4 separate regions of the Homo sapiens genome follow, and all the other regions are linked to region 4. Evidence: chromatin loops called from intact Hi-C (ENCODE). Cell type or tissue: endothelial cell of umbilical vein. All regions are shown on one strand. Each heading gives the region's core, and the rest is flanking DNA. Links, peaks and the distances in the headings are about the cores only.

Evidence for each region. A loop is a pair of places that touch in the nucleus more often than their neighbours do. Peaks named below come from ENCODE experiments on the same cell type or tissue, not always from the same donor. Only the 100,000 strongest peaks of a DNase experiment are listed, where the experiment ranks them.
Region 1: a loop joins it to region 4, with 8 times the contacts of the local background. A loop is called at or near these places in 8 of 110 quality-filtered maps.
Region 2: a loop joins it to region 4, with 5 times the contacts of the local background. A loop is called at or near these places in 7 of 110 quality-filtered maps.
Region 3: a loop joins it to region 4, with 2.8 times the contacts of the local background. A loop is called at or near these places in 3 of 110 quality-filtered maps.

Annotation. Positions count from the first base shown.
Region 1 is chr1:199,432,324-199,436,561 of GRCh38, forward strand. No RefSeq gene overlaps it. Among named protein-coding and RNA genes, the nearest start is that of LINC02789, 290 kb to the left of the region's middle. In endothelial cell of umbilical vein, for the core only: no CTCF peak of the experiment used is centred there; a DNase peak (open chromatin) is centred at 2,218; H3K27ac peaks cover 2,040 bases.
Region 2 is chr1:198,890,291-198,894,528 of GRCh38, forward strand. The region is part of intron 2 of MIR181A1HG (MIR181A1 host gene); the gene reads right to left. Among named protein-coding and RNA genes, the nearest start is that of MIR181A1, 33 kb to the left of the region's middle. In endothelial cell of umbilical vein, for the core only: no CTCF peak of the experiment used is centred there; a DNase peak (open chromatin) is centred at 2,001; H3K27ac peaks cover 2,457 bases.
Region 3 is chr1:198,864,364-198,868,601 of GRCh38, forward strand. All of the region lies in intron 2 of MIR181A1HG (MIR181A1 host gene), which reads right to left. Among named protein-coding and RNA genes, the nearest start is that of MIR181A1, 7.3 kb to the left of the region's middle. In endothelial cell of umbilical vein, for the core only: no CTCF peak of the experiment used is centred there; a DNase peak (open chromatin) is centred at 2,258; H3K27ac peaks cover 432 bases.
Region 4 is chr1:198,774,220-198,778,457 of GRCh38, forward strand. No RefSeq gene overlaps it. Among named protein-coding and RNA genes, the nearest start is that of MIR181B1, 83 kb to the right of the region's middle. In endothelial cell of umbilical vein, for the core only: no CTCF peak of the experiment used is centred there; a DNase peak (open chromatin) is centred at 2,572; H3K27ac peaks cover 2,202 bases.

The DNA of each region.
Region 1 (4,238 bases), core at 1,100-3,599, 660 kb after region 4:
CAATGTTATAATGTATGATGGATTTTTTTCCTGGTTTACCATTAATCCAAAGGTGCAAAACTGTCTTTTAAATAGGAATGGTGTGTGCTGCTTCTGTACCATCAAGTGCTCTGGTACTGTAAAAACATTTAGTACACAAGGACCACTAGAAATCTTCTGAATTACTGATCAGCAACAAAGTCATTCTTCAGTATCCATGGGGCATGGGTTTCAGGACCCCACGGAAGCTAAAATCAGAGGATGTTCAAGTCCCTAATATAAAATGATGTAGTATTTGCAAATAAGCTATGCATATTTTCCCATATACTTTAAACAATCCCTAGATTACTTATAATACCTAGTACAATAGTTGTTATACTTTATTGTTTAGGCAATAGTAACAAGAGTAAAAGCCTGTACATGTGCAATATAGATGCAATTTTTTAAAAAAATGTTTTCGATCTTCAGTCAGTTGAATTGGCAGATGGAAACCCATGGACGTGGTGAGCTGACTGTATATTGTTCTGTTAGAAATGGAAATTTCTTGTAGAAAATTCCAGTGAGAGTTTTCTCTTATTCTATCCAAAACAAATAAATATAAACATAAATTGACTCTTTTGAATAAAAGTACAGCAAGAGAATTATTAATTTTTAAAACAACCTAAGCATGTTTAGATCTACAGAGCAACATGAACATTGAATATTACTAATAAAATGATAGTTATGGTTTTCACTCACTTTTTTCTGCAAAAATGAAATAAATAATGCATTGTTTCTGTTCTCCTTTTTTTTTTTCTCTCTCTCTCTCCTGGTTTTATTTTTCTGTTAATGGAGTGGCAATTTCATCACATTCCACACATACAGTATGTTTTAACAGTTTTTACATTCTGATAACGACTTTGGTGAAAAAGCAGTGAATAATGTGTTAACATTGCTAAAAATGACCTTAACATTTATATTTTCTGAATATGTTATTTGAACAAATAACCTCTATCTTATTTAATATATTTTTGCTCACATTTCCTAAGTAAATTTATATGTGTATGTAAAGACTAAAACCTAACACTTACCCATGTTCAGTAACAACTGAGTAGAGGGTGAGCCCTAAAATTAATTCTGAAAAAAGTTTATTTGTCTTCAAGTTGCTGTCTTCATGTGAATTGCTATTTGAAGCTAAGTAGCTGATAATTTCTAGACATATTCATTCTTTTGTTCCTAAAGCCAGTTGTTTGAATATTAGAAAGAAATATTCATGTCCAAAAGCTTCATGCTAACAGGCAAACAATTACATGAAGATAAGTGTCAACATAATTAGAGTATATTCCTTATAGATATTTTGTGAATGGTAGGCTTTATGGGGACATTTTTCCTTTGGAATGATAAAACAAGAAGAGGATTCCTTCAGCATGACTTCAGGTTTCTCATGTCTTTTTTAATTTGAGGGTTTGTGCCTTCAGCTTGTCTGCAGATAACACAAGTGTGGGGTGGTCTTAGATTTTAAACTGTATCCTGACAATGCCATTGTCATATAATAATGGGGGGGGGCAATTTAGCTTATCTTGCTTCTTACAGATCTTTTCTGTAAAGTATTTTGCTGAAAATCATAATATACCTCTTATTATAGCACAGTACTTTATGTTTAGAAGGCATGTATTAAAAATCAATATAATTCAGTCAAGCCAAGTTTTATTCAATGCCCGTATGTGTTAACCACATCACAGGCGATGAAATTTGTTTGCATTAAGAGACCCTCTAAAATTTCTACTTTTCTCATGTTTATTTACTTACCTCAAAATAAATAATTTAATTCCAAAGACATGGTATTATCTCTAAATTAAATTTAAAATAATATATAACTAGAATTGTGTTGGTCTTATAAATTAAAGGTATATTCTTGGCAACAGAAACCAGTGAGTTGGCTGGTGGAAAGAAATAATAAATTCTTCATTCCCTTGTTTTGTCTTAATTCCTTCCTTCCTCTATCAAAAATCACAATGCATTCTAAAAAAAAAAAAAAAAAAAAAAAAAAAAAAAAAAAAAAGGACTCTGAGTCAGAGAGACCCTGACTCTCCAGCTTTCATTCTGTGTACACCAGTATTGGGAAATGACTCAGTTCAATGCCAGGGCCCTGCCTGCTTGTCTATTAACCTAATTGACAGTGCCTGTGACACGTGTCAGGCTGACTTCTCTCAGAACAGCTTACAGATTTGAGCAAATTGGAAAGAGTGAAGGCAGGAAAACCTAACCACTATTGCTCCTTCATCTCCAGGAGAACAAAGTGCCAGCTTGACTGTTTGAGATTATGTAAAAAAAACTCAAGAAAAAATAATTTGAAAGAAACATATATGCAAGGAGGACGTGCTTCCCAGGACAGACAATAGAAGCATGTTACTAAGGGCCTCCAATGTGGTCTCAGTATCAGGATACAGCTGTGTGACTGTAAACAAAGGAATTTCAAAGGGTTCCTGGACAGTGATGGCTAAAATTATTCATCTAGAAGCAGGTGGATTAAAAAGAAGAAACATTGTTAACTCCTAATATGGAAACTAAATATAAGGGTCCAAGAGAATGAGAGTGAAAGAACTACAGAAAGAAAGCTCAAATGTGCATGGCAATGCTAATAAATTAGTAAGATAGCCTCAGGCCTTTTGCCAAGAAAACTGCCAACACGATGGCTCAAATTGTCATGAGACATGTTTAGTAGCATGTCAAAAAAGTCAAATTTCGCTCCGCTTATCTAGCAGAGAACAAGAATATATATAAATATATACATATATATATATTTATTTATTTTTAAATGCTCCATTGCAATCTAGTTCATAGGTTATATGAAACTTGGTATTTTTCACACATCGTCTATTTTCTAGTATACTACTAAGCTTTTTCCAGCTCATCAAAAAGGGAATTTAATTAACTGAAAAACAAGTAAAACCTACTGTTCAATCCCTGTTTGAAAGGGGTCACAGAATGTCTCCCAATTAAAAAGAGAGGAGTCCAGATTAGTCTGTTGTCACTTTTGCACCCCTCGATGCACATTTTGAATGTAAATTTTTGAACAGTTAAGACAGACTTTACCACATACAAGCCAGTCTAACTGGAAATTATGGTAGGATAACACCTCATGAATACCGTAGGTATTAATGGTTCCCATCAGTTTAAGCTTTGCAAATACTGTGTCTGTTCCTGACAGATAATGATTTTATTCCTCTTCTGCCCCTAATTTTCATTATAGGCATTTTATGAACTATCATTCATTCACTTATTCAACTAATATTTATTGAGTGTTTATCATGTGCGAGGCCCTCTGAGAGACCCTTGATTATTGCTGCTCAGTGTAAACTTTGGAAGAATGTAAACCACACACAAACCTAAAATGTCGCAAATTTTTGAACATGTAGAAGCTGCTGAATTAATGTCACCATTGGGGTAAAAAATCCTAAGGATGATTATTGTTTTCTCATAAAATCTGTATCTTATATCTTAAATTATAAGCTTCTGGGAGACAAGTATTGAATCTAGTTTGTTCTCATATTTTCTCCTACATATCACCCCACATAGAAGGCCATCAGTATTTTATACAGATATTGACTCAGCAAAGTATTCATTTATTAGAGCAAAGTATTCATTTATTAGACCAAAATGCAAAATGTTTATAAGAGTATGATTCAAAAAAACATTGTGTATAGTCAGCTATATCATTCATTTATTCATTTATCCATTTCATTTCTACGACACTTTTTATTGAGATTCTACTGTGTGTCAAGAATAATACCAAACGCTGAGGCTAAAACAGTACATAAAATAGACATGGGCTCTGCAATCTCAGGGAGATTGTATTCTTCTGAAGTAGAAAGTAAACAAATATACAAACAATTACACGTGATAAGCGCAAAGAATGGAACTGAAGAGGTACTACTATAGAGAATAATGAGGTTACCTTAGATTAGACATAGAAGATCTCTCTGAGGAGGTGATATTTAATCTGAGAACTGACAGAATTAATGAATGTTAGCTACTTTTGCATGTGCAAAGGCTCGAGGCAGAGAAAGAACTTGGCAATATCTCACGTACTGAGTTGAACATCGTCTCCCCAAATTCACATCTGCCTAGAACCTCAGAATAATGTGACCTTAATTGAAAATAGTCTTTGTAGATATCATCAAGCTAAAATAAGGTCACACTGGATTACGGTGGGCCTTAAACCAATGACTGGTATCTTTATAAGGAAAGGGAGATTTGGACATAGACACACAGGGAAA
Region 2 (4,238 bases), core at 611-3,110, 120 kb after region 4:
AAGACTTTAGAGGATGAGAACAGTGTCCCAGGCATCCTCTTTGTGTTTCCCCTAAAGTCCAATACATAAGTCAAATGATGAGTGCCCTGACGGTAGAATGGTGTGCCCATGTCTCCTTTGTGTAAGTGGATCCCTTGGCAATTAAAAGTACATCACTGGCGTTTTGTCCAGACCTCTGCAAAACATCAATGATGTGTAAAGACACCATTTTATAAAAATAATTCTGCTTTGCTGATTCTGAAAATAATTTATCTGACTATGAATGTCCAGGAACAACCCAAGATTGATACAGCATTTTTTGTGACTCATTGCAGGCTGATGAAAAGTGAATTTTAGTTAAGATAAGAAAGGCAAGCAGCATGAATGGCAAGAAAAACAATCCTAGAAAATGTGTTGTATTTTTTGTGTCCGATTTTGAAATAGCTTTTTAAAAACTTCCTATCAACGTCTTTCTAGAATCCATAATTGCTAATGGTTACAAGTATCAGCCCCAGGCAAATTGCCTAGTGAGATTTTCTGCAGCAGTGAAGGTAAACAAACCAGTCACTTTCTAAACAAACATTACTTTTATGGTTATTTAAGCCTGCAGTATACATTGGAGCATTAAAATAATATGAGAATGCACAGTATCTTCTGGTTATCATAGGAACATTTGAATAAAAGTGATCAAACGCTTAAACATAACACAGAATCAGTGTAATAGAAAGATATTATAAATACATTGCAAAAATATTTTTAACAAGAAGAGGATATTAGAAATTAGAGTCACTGAATACAAGGCATCAGAAATCACTTAAGATGAACTATTAAATTGTGTGTGATAGAAAAAGAGAATAAAAAAAGAAAGAGAATAAGAGAGAGGAGATTGAGATTTAATCACTATGAGTGTAAAATTCCAGAAGAAATAATTAAGCAAGGAGAAATATTAAATTTAATTGGAAATTAGGTCAAATAAAAATATACAATGGAAAACTTTGCCATATTTTAAAAGAATGTAGGGAAGAGGGAAAACGGAAATAAAAAATAAAATTATAAACTAAATCAAAATCATAATTAATCATATTTTTGCAGAGCTTTCCTGTGAATCAAAACAATCCTCAATCTGTTCTGTAGCAAGACAGTTTAGTTTCTTGGAGATCATTGGCAATCATTTTGATTACCAAAGTAATTGTAGGGCAGTACTAAAATCCATTTCATTCTTAATTTGATGAACAAAAGACACTAATGCTCTTAAAATGAGAATAACAATTATTTGTAGCCATTTCAAAGATAAATTTGCAGTAAATCAATCCAGCAGTCATCCCTTTGATTATTTTTAAAGAATAAGAGAAATCTGAATAAAAAATATATAGATTTATCAGCTCAAAAACACAAAATAATTTTAGGCATTTGGTGACACTAAAATGCAGTTAGATTTGCCCAACATTTAATATTTCTGCTCTTCTTTTGGAGGTCTCGATTTCTAGAAAATTAATAAGTATCTGAAAATCTCTGCTAACAGAGGTGCTACGTGGGCAAATACAGAGCAGGATGATTCTCACAATACTTACTTTCTAACTCAAATTAATTAATTCTCTTCCAATGATTTAAATAGGAGCATATTTTTGGGTAAGTCTTCTTCCGTGTTGATCATTTGAGAAAATGATGGCAGAAGTGAGTATGAGCAGAATGAGGTTTAATTCTCTAACATACTACTCTATATTTAAAATGATTAAATTTGGAATATGATATCATTAAGAGAAAGACAACATTAACACCTGTAAGTTGTTCAGATTGTGACATGTTGTACATTTGTGTATAATTCCAAAATGTGGTTGCCACAAAATAATGTGTTCACCAATATCCAAGCTTTTTGAGCTGCCAGAAAATATCAAAACAATTGGTGCTCTTTGGAATGTGTAGTTAACTTCCTGCTAGGAGAGGAGTCACAGCTGCTACAGTAGCAGTGGGTTTCCAGATGTCAAGGCTGTGAGGATAGTGAGGTAATTGCAGGAAGGAAGGGATACAATTTTGTTATTACAGATTACCCTCCCCATTGAAATCTCTGGATACAGCATTAGTATCAGTGCTTTGGATATGCACATTGTGAACTGGAGGTCTTCATGTTGAAGTGTAGAGGTCTGTGCATTTGCTTCAGTCGAAAAAGCTGAGCCAGGCTTATTAAAATTTGTGGGAAACAGAGTAAATGCTCTCAAAGCTGTATTATTGGATTTATAAAGCATCCATAAGTGTTAATATGTTTTATCAGCAAAAGTTGGTTTTATAAGGACAATAACCAAATAACAAAGTTTAGCTATAAATGTTCCAGTACTATAGCTCATCCACTGAATTAAGAGAAAACAAAATGTTTAGATACCGATAAATTAATCAGCAAATCTGCTTAAGTCCTTCTTTGTATACTAGTGACTGAGTAGAGGAAACAGATGATGATTTTTCCAGTATTCAACCTAGAAGAATTTCTTTCTCAACTTCCCATGCTATGTAGTCAGAAGAGTACAAATTACTGAAAACTCTGTTTTTCATTCAGAAGCTACAATCATGGTGCCATATTTCCATATGGGAATTTTAAACACTACAGTATTTTGACATATTTTATTGTCAAAACCAATACATATTTGTCCACACAAATTAAATTGAAATTAATTGAAGAAATTCAGTTTGATAATTTCTGGTGTTTTTTTTTTTCTGTTGAGGGGTCTGTATTACTTATTGTACTGAATGTACATATTAGCTTAAGTTTCTCTGTAAATGAATGAAATAATTGGTGCATTAGTTTCACCTAAAACAGGCAGGGTTGAGGATATTCTGAGACTTATGTGAAGTTGACAATTCTGGATTCATTCTACCAGCCATGAAGAGAGAGACTTCTCATCTCACTCATAACAGATACACCATCCTCTGCTGAAACTCTAAGCTTTTCATAGTTTTTGAGGGCAGTTACATATCACTATTGAATCACACTGAGCTATTCATGGTCAACTAATAGCCAAAAGTCCCATGTGCCATTCTTATTTCATGTCTCCCACATTCTATGGAATTTTGAAGTTAAGGCTAGAACTTTATGCCTGTCTTGCTAAACCTGACCTATTATATCTGACTAAGGCACACTGGATTGTACAATTCCAGAGAGTGCCATTCCTATCATTAACTCATAAGTGTTCTTTCTGAAGTTACACAGCCTCTATGGCCGCAGGTGGCCTTGTCTACCTTTGAATTTTGCTTTTAAATCATGGATAATTTATTCACTACAGCAGATGTCCTCTAGTTTAATTAATAATATACCTTAAATTTAATAGAATCCTATCAACGTTTAAATAAAATTATTGAATTAGCGGGGTCTTAAAGTACACGTAGGTGATGACTTATAGAAGGACAAGAGCTATTGGGTACTTTAGGGAGGGCTGAAGACTGAGGACATAAAATGATTAATTCTTTTGTGGCAGGTGAAATAAGGATAATTATGGGAAAATATAAACAAATATTGATAAAAAAGTATTTGCTAGTCTAGGAGAATGAACTTTGACTTTGTAGTAGGCATTTGAAAAAAAAAAGATTTTAGCTAATTCAAATCCCCATTTAGGAGTTGATTATCAGTTTTGTTTTTCTTTTAAGGTTTCCTGTCTTTCAATGGCATGTAAAGAATCTCTCATTAAAACAACCACTCTCCTAAGTCATTCTTTCCAGTGGTAATGCTGATGTGGTCTGTTGCAAATGAGAAAACCCAAATGAATACAATTTATTTATTTTCATCTACACCGCCTTTGCTATTTTAATAAAGAGAAAGTTCTCAAGTCAAAATAAGTTGTACCTAAAATTAAGCATGTCTCCAGAACAATGCCTCTCTATACTACTGCATCGCCGGAGAACTTGTTAGGAACACAAGTTCTCAGAAACTCTGATCATCAAGCCCAGCAATATGCATTCCAATTAACCCCCCAAGTAATGCTGACACAGCTAAAGTTTGAGAAACTTCGGCCTAGCAAATCTATGGTAGCTGAGTGTTTCTTCAATAACTAAGTTGGAAGAAATAGTGACCCAGTACTTGGTTAAAGGAAATTGTAATTTCTTTTCAATATGAACATATTCACTGTAAAAATGTTTAGTCACATTTCAAATATACTGGCAAGGATAAGTTCTCATATCCACTTTTCCCCTTTATTGCATGCCATATTATTTGTTTTCAGGGAAACACTTTACTGTAATTTAAAAGTGCAACATACAGGAACAAAGCATTGTTA
Region 3 (4,238 bases), core at 1,099-3,598, 90 kb after region 4:
GCCATTGGCTGTCTACGTAGAATTAGACTAGTTTTTAAATTTTGTTGTAGTTTCGAAAATTGTTCAATCTTCATATTTTTTAATATTTTGAGATTTGTCTACTGGAAAGCTATTTCAATGTTTATTTGCTCTGAAATTTAGACTTCTTCCTGAAGCAAAAAATAAAAATAAAAATAAAGTGAGAGAGAGAGAGGAGAGAAAATGAAAGAAAACAGAGAAAGAGAAGAAAAAAAGAAAATATATATAACTACAATTTTTTCAAAATCCATGAGCTTATAGTGCAGATAAATTATACTGAGCTATCAAAAGTAATCTTTTATAAACAATGAGTTACTTAAATAATCAATTTACAAAAAAATTGATAGAAAAAATCTCATTTTTATAGAAAAAAGCACAATGATGATGTGAAGTTTGAAGTTAAATGAATGTAATGAAAAATTCAAATCATAGTTGAAGCCATGTTATTTTTTTCATAAAGAGAATCCATCGTGTAATAGTATAACCCCATGACTTCCACAAACTGTGCCAATGCCACAGTGAGCAGTGTTTATTTTTAGCAATGAAATATAGTGCCCTCGATCCAAGAATTTGTACTAATAGTTGATTAATTCTTCAGTTTAGAAAGTACAGATACGTTAACTGATATTCAAAATAACTTAAAATTAATCCCAAATAAACACTACCATATCAGTAACACAACTTATGTTATTACGTTGTTATTATTAATACTAAATTAATATTTGAAAAATAAGAGTGATATGTGTGTTAGAGAAAGTAAGCATTTTTGGGGGAAAATTTTTTTTTCTGGGACAATTGACATGATGGACATTTGTTATGAAAAGTAGACCCCCTTGCTTAGACAAATTATTAAAATTTGCTAGTGAGTGGAACGTGAAATGTACAATCAACAAAAAGACATGCTAGGCTTTTTAATTTTTTACGTGAATCATTAAAATGTTATTTTATTGTATCATGTTACTTTGGAGAATGAGTGATTATAATTGTATTTTTAGAATATTGATAATATCTTTCAAGTTTTCTTTGCTCCATTCAAAATACAGTCTACAAATTGGAATCTCCCAAGCTCTTTGACTGCATTCCCCACTATGTTATTAGAATACCTTACTATTTTGGGAGGATATTGTGGACGTATTTCTGGCTTCATAAATTATACAAGCATCTGTTCTTTCAATCAACAGGATACCATTTGTTTTTTACATCAATCTGTGTGAAACAATGTATATAATACTATTTTATTTCCCGTGAGCTTTTAGCAAGCACTGACTTTGCAGTCAAAAACTGTTTGAGTAATTAAAATGGTGGAAGAGAGATGAAAAATAGTAACAAAAATGTATTACAAAGTAAGATCTGTGTGAACTTTTAAAAATAATGTATGATATAAAAGTAGTTACACTATCTTTCTGGGTTTCTATACTACATAGACATTTTTAAATCAATTGACAGAACTTGAGAAGTTGTAAATACAAAGCTGAATATCTATTAAAAGGTTATTGCTCATGGCTCTAATATTACATAAAATGCTATGTTAGGATAATATGAAAATTTATAAAATTTTTGATACTGAGTTCTGATACACATTACATGGATTGTTTACTTCACCACAATTGTCTTTATAAAAATTTATCTTTTAAGAATGAAGAATCTAAATAGACTTGAATATGCAAGAAGTTCTCTAAACCTTCCCTAATGTAACCAGCAGGTTACTGTTTTCTCTCCATGGTGACCTGTGGACTGAGAAAGGATTCCAGCCAAAAGTCAAGACTCCATTATAGTTAAATATTTTATTTCTTGATAAATAATATAAAAATGAAATACTTTAGCTCAAACATACACCGTTATGACATGTTTGGATTATCTAAAGAATACATGCATTGATTTTGGACTCTGATAAGAAATCTATTATAGTCCTGAGATTCTGCAACTTTTTAGTTTCTATTTTTTATTTTCCTTAATCAAAGAGTGATTCTAGAGGGCTTAGTTAATATTTTCTCTATGCTACATTTAAAAGAACAAATAGGCAAAAATCCAGTATTTTTTTTAACAATTCACAGTACTTTTTTCTTTATAAAAAATATTTATAGATGAGCATATTCCTTGAACAATAGGATCATGTGACTACTTGATTCATTGAAATCACAACTGAGGAAAGAAAAAACAAAAGACTTAATCTGGTGATTACTTTGTGTTTCTACCAACATAAGGATGTTCTTTATTACATGTGTAGCAATAATACAGATGTTATAACAACTTTAAACTACTCAGAGTCTTTACAATATTTTCTTCTCCAAAAAAGATACTTGAAAATAAGATAGACAGATAAGTGAGAAAGTTACTTCACAGTAAGAAAGTTTTCCTCCATTCGTATTTTCAAATCTTCACTGTTGGTCTGCTTTCTTTTTATACTTACATATGTACAGAAAAATGAATGGCTTAAATTTTCAAAAAGTACCATATTATTGATGATAGCCTATCAGAGATAAAGGTAAATCACATTTGATGTCATTAGGTAACTGTGGAAAACTATGATTTCATTTAAACAATCTTTATGAATTTATTACCTACAATCCTGAAAGGACCCCTTCCCACTACCACTAATCCATCTAAAACACCTAGTTTCTAGCAAATACATGATGTAATTGTGTTATACTTTTAAAGTTATTCCTGTGGGGCTTAACTTACAAGCAACCTCTTTTCTGCATTAAATATAAATGGTTACCGGAGATCAATGCAGAGAAAAACTGATACAATTACCCAACTGAAGAATTACTTTCAAAAATATTAATATTTGCAATTAATAATACAGTGGCTTTATAGTTTACATTTTTTAATCAGCGAGGGTATTAATTAGATGATCTTGGATCAAGTTAACTTAGGTGCTTTTTAAATACCTCGCCTGAAACTCTAATTAAATATACTACTCTTCCCAGTTTCCTGTCTTAAAACTAAGTTTTTAGTGTCGCCTGGAAGCTGTTAAACAGCTGCAACATTCGAACCATGAAACTGATGTCTTTTAGGGATGAGTGGATTACGCAAATGCAAATACAGTTAAGTTTCTTCTGGGAAAAGGTCTATAAATGCATAGATTTAAAAAAAATAAGCTTAGTTATCAAAAACTTTCAGACATAAGAATATAAATATGCCCATAAGTACCTTAAGTGCTTTATGAAAAAAGTGACGATTACTATACAAATAAACAAATACATTGTACGGCCATAGGAGGAAGACAGAAGTATTTATTCCCTAGAAGTATTGAGCTACATACTCAAATTGGCACAGAGACTCAGAACATTGAACAATTTGAGACAAGCTATCAGATAGTGACACAATTCTAGCTTATTTTCCATGTCCTTTATATTATTCTATGTATATAATGTATTAGCTTCTATTAACAGTTTTTTATTTTCTATTTATTAACCAAGAATTTGTTTCAAAATTGTACAAGAAAACAATATAAATTAAGTTCCATATTTGTACCTCGAGACTTACAGGCTATCTGATATTTCCAGTTGACCTTTAATATAAGGAGAAAATAGGATAGTGTAGTAGGTTAAGGGCAAGTACACCAAGATGATATAGAATTCTAGTTTCAATGCTACATATTTTTCACTGTGAAAAGTTTTCTAAAAATGAAATATAGACACACCAGTAATTTAATCAAAGTTTCTCTTTCTTGGCCTATCTCTCTCACTAGCCAGTGAAATCCTTTGGGTCAGAGGCTGTTTTTTAGTCATCTATAGACTGTGAGCACCTAATATATTTCCTGGAGACAGGAGGAACTCACTAAGTGCTTGTTGCCTCTTCCTTGATTCCCTAGCGCACATCAATATCTAGATATTCAACTCAACACAGTTTATTTCCCCAGTATCCTCCATTTACCTGACTTCATAAAAAGCAGTGTAGAAGTAGATAATTTTCATATTGGTGCCCCATGTGTCTGAATGTAATCTATTGCATTTAAAGTTATTTTTGAGAGACTGTATGCTTATTCTAATAATATTTTCATTTTTGAAAACATTTCTATATTATCCCTGTTGATCAATGCACATGGGTACCATGTAAAGTATAATAATTTGGGGCCCATGCAAAACAGTATTCATGAACTGTTTCTAGTTTTATTTAGTAAAAGGTAAGTGGAAGGAAGCAGAGAAGACAGTACCATGCCTTGGTTAGACAAAAGTCCTCCTTGGAAATGAGTTTATCTATTTCTGTTCTTACCC
Region 4 (4,238 bases), core at 1,069-3,568:
ATAGCCTATCTACTTTGTGTGCTAAGAAGGACCAGGGGGAGAAAGAGGACTGTCACCAGGAGGAATGTGTCCCAGAGAGGCAAATCGTCTTTTCTTATTTCCCCTAGCTTTCTTCCTTTCTTCACAGCTTCATGGGAAAAGGCAAAACATCCTTGATTTTTATACAAACCCTTTCTCTCCTTTTCAAACTGCTGCTGTCCCAGGAGAGGTAAATTCTTTTTATTAATTATAAGTACTTTAAATTTTCCTTCATGTACTATTTGTGACTAGCGGTTTGAACCAACTGGTTTTGCAGCTTGGGGTTTGGACCTTTCATTGCTTTTGTGTTTGTAACTCTTCTGCCCATTAATTTAGGGTTTTCTTTCCTGTCCTGATGCTTTGCCTGTTCTCCTTACTCAGCTAATTTTCTGCTGCCTCACTTGACTACACGCATTAACATCTTACAGTTTAAATATCCAACTTTCTACTTCTTTTGTGCTTAATCCTGACTCTGACATTCAACTATTCCCTGGTCTTGTTGAATTGCCTCCTTTCAGCCTATTCTGACCCTTTCTTACTAAATGATCTTGTACTACTTTCTGGTTTCCCAGTCTCAACATCTGCCTCAAACTTTACTCCAGTTCCTCCAAAAATTATTCCTGGAGCATTTAAACGAGTACGGAGAACTGTACTCTCACCCATGTGGTTTTTTTCCAAGAAAATAAATTTTACTCAAAGGTAAAACATCAGATCTTGTTTTCTTCTGATTTCTGGCCAGTCCTCTCCCATTTCAAGTGCTAGGAACAAGGACGTGCCTGACTCCTGCTCATCTTCTTCTCTCTCACAGGGAGCTCTCAGGGCAGAGGAACTTCTTCCTCCAGCCTTTGTTGCTTAGTGAGAGTCATTTATATTAATGTGCCTTGCAATGAGAAGTCAGTCAGGTGTCATGAAATTCATTGTCATGTAGAACATAAGGAGTGTCTACCTTATTAGACTTATTTTTTTTAAATGGGGACATAACTGTTCACTTTCCTTCAGAAAATATTGTATTGAAATAAGATAATTTTCAAAAATAAAGGCAAACATTTTACGTGTTTAATTATGTTTTTTAAGTTGTATTGATTTTTTTTTCCTGTTTGAGTATCCTTTTCTATCCATGTTACTGCTGTATATAACAATTGATTGTTAGAGAAATTGCTTGACTTTACCTCTCACCTTTGGTTAAAAATATAAAGAGCTACTTCACTCTTTAGATAGATAGTTTTTCTTTTATCCTTAGTAGTACATTGACTAACATTTTACACCACCCCCCCTAAAAAAAATCCCCAAAGGGAATCAAAATGAAAAAAAAATGAAAAAAAACAAGCCTATTATTTGTGTCTGCTTTTAGAACTCAAATTAATTAGTTAGATGAAATCAAGTTCTATTATTAATCTAACTAAATATACTGAGTATAGAGTAATTTCAGACATCTTCCCTTCACCAAGTTTATTTAAGGTTCTTTGGCAGGAACTGGTGCTGGAATAGGCAGCTTCTTGGATGCTTTCTACTTGCAATTTGATACCTAATGGTTTTCCTTTTGGCTGAGAAACTTCACAAACAGAAATGAGCGCTTGATCATGTGACTCGAGCACTGCAGGAGCTTGGGTCTGTGGAAACAAGGCGGGGGCAGCGGTCATGGGATGAAGACTGCTCGTGGTTGCTGTGTTCAAGATGTAGCAGGCGAAGAATACATCCTGAGAAGGATAAAGCCATGTCCTTAGAGTTCAGGCATGACCTCTGAGAGCTGGTTGAACATCCTCCTCCATCCCGGGTGAAGCAGCTGCTTCCACTCTGCTGGATACCCTTTTGGCGCAAGGCAGAATGCATCAAAACTGTGTGGAGTGAAACGCGTGAACCCTGTTCTACCAACAGTCACACAATTCAGGGAAATTTGCTTTGCTGTTCTTAGCTTCATGGTTTTCATCTCTAAAATTGGGATAATATTTAAAAGTTACCATTTATTCAAGACAATGAGCCAACCACTGTGTTAAGTACTTTATATTTTCTCATTTAATCCTAAGTGGAAAAGCAACAAAGAAGTAGAGTTTAATCGTATGAGTCTATGTTCTGACCTCCTTATGCCCCACTTTTCTCTTCCGTAACCTGGAAATCATGACGGTTTTTACCTTCCAGCATTGTGAAGATTACTTGAGATAACGAACACAAATATTTACGAAAGTGATTGATCCACGGTAAGAATTCAGTAGATGATGGCTGTGATTAACAGTCCTCAAAAGGTAGCTATTATTCCCACTTTAAGGATGTGGAAATTGGTACCAATAACAGTTGCTAAGTAGTAGATCTGGGATTCAAGCATAGGTCTACTGGCTATTAAAACTTAGCTCAAACCACAAGGCTAATAAAAATTCCTGTTGCCCAAACCTTCTCATTCCCTTGGCCTTTTTTCCCACCCAGCCTGTCTTAGCTGGGCCTATTGGTCTCTATGGAGCACACTAACAGTCATTTCTACTCATCTAGTTCCCAGACAAACCCTGATTTGAGAGAGGAAGTTTCAAACCAGACTCAGCTTCTCCATCCTTTGAGGCTGGATATTGAGTCACTCTTCCTGTTACTGTTAACTCAGGACAAAGAGTTCCAGCACTAACCACAGAGTCTTGTCCTGTTCAGTAAAGAATGCACCACAGCCACCTCATGAGAAAGAGGAAGGCCTTCTGACTCCGGCCGCTGCCTCTCAGTCCCACTCCTGCAGTCGCCTCTGTATCTCTTCCCCTCTTGTCCTCCACACTCTACGGTTCTCAAAACCAGGCTCTGCTTGCTATTAGTACTGACAACACTGTCATCCACACTTTATATACGTCCCTTCTAATATTTATTGTATCCCTTGTGGCGACTATTAGTATCTCAAATTTAGATTGGAGAAGCAAATTTAGAATGATTAAATAATGTGTACAAGGTCACACAACCATTTATCTTTATAATGATAATAATCTGCATTTATTATTCATGAATATTTCAAAATCACCTAGAACAAGGTTTCTCAAGCCCAGCATTATTCCAGCCAGTGGAGACAGTGTGCTGTCCCCATTTGTTGACAGAGCACTGAATTTACAAACATTAACTCTACTTATACCTCATTACCTCTACTCTCATCCCATTGGCCATAATTAACTATATGGCCACACCTAACTAGGCTGGGATATGTGGCTTTTATGTCCATACAAAAAGCAGAAATTCTGTTACTATAGAAGAAGAACATAGAAATTGGCAACAACTAGCAATATTTGCCACAACACTTCATAGTGTTATCATGAGTACCAAGTGCACTGTGAATGTGACAGTGCTTTTGTAAGTTCAAAAGGACTGAACTAATACTGGCTGCAGACTTCTAAAGAAACCCTTGCACCACAAATCTTGAAATGGTACCAACTCATGAAAATAAGTAATAGTTAGCAACAATCACATCAAGTTTCCCCAGGCGCAACTAGCTTCACTTCAACTGGGAATTGCCACGAAAACCAGGGTTTATGCTGCTGAGTGAAGTACACAATGATCACAGGAATTCTGGATTTGGAAGATTTTACCATTAGCTGTGCTGCAAATCATTTGATTTTCATGCCATTTTTCTAGACTGGGATGAAAACACACACACACACACACACACACACACACACACACACCTCTCATTTACTGTAGTTCTCACATAGACATCTGAAAAAGGAGTCTACTGATTGTACACCTTATATTCAAGGACCTTTGACTTGGGAATTGAGTTTGTCAGGTACTGTACCAGTCTGCTTTGACTAAGCCAAATTCTGAGTCCAATTTTCACTTTTCTTATCTGCAAAACTAATGAAAAGGATGAGATCATCTCTCCATCAAAGTAATAGCATTCTATAAATTTTGCTTTCCTCAGCCACTACATAAAAGTCAGGGCTAAAGATTGGTGGGAGAAGAGCCACAGGCTCCCTTTGGTGGTCTGAATAATCTACTGTGGATCACACAGCAGTCATTGGCTGGCTGGGACTCTTGGTTCAGCTGAGGTCCAGGCATAACAGGCCCGCCCTGCTGCCTCAAACCGAGGTGTATTGAGGAAGACGCATGTGGCTGTTTACACAGGGCCTGGAAGCCGGGGCCTGGCTCATGCTGAGCTCAGCTTCTCACTTCTCTGAGAACTGGAATTCCCCAAATTTTCCCCCAAATTAAAAGAACCAACAAACTGTATTATAAAAACAAACAGAATTTGTTTTTCTTTTAAC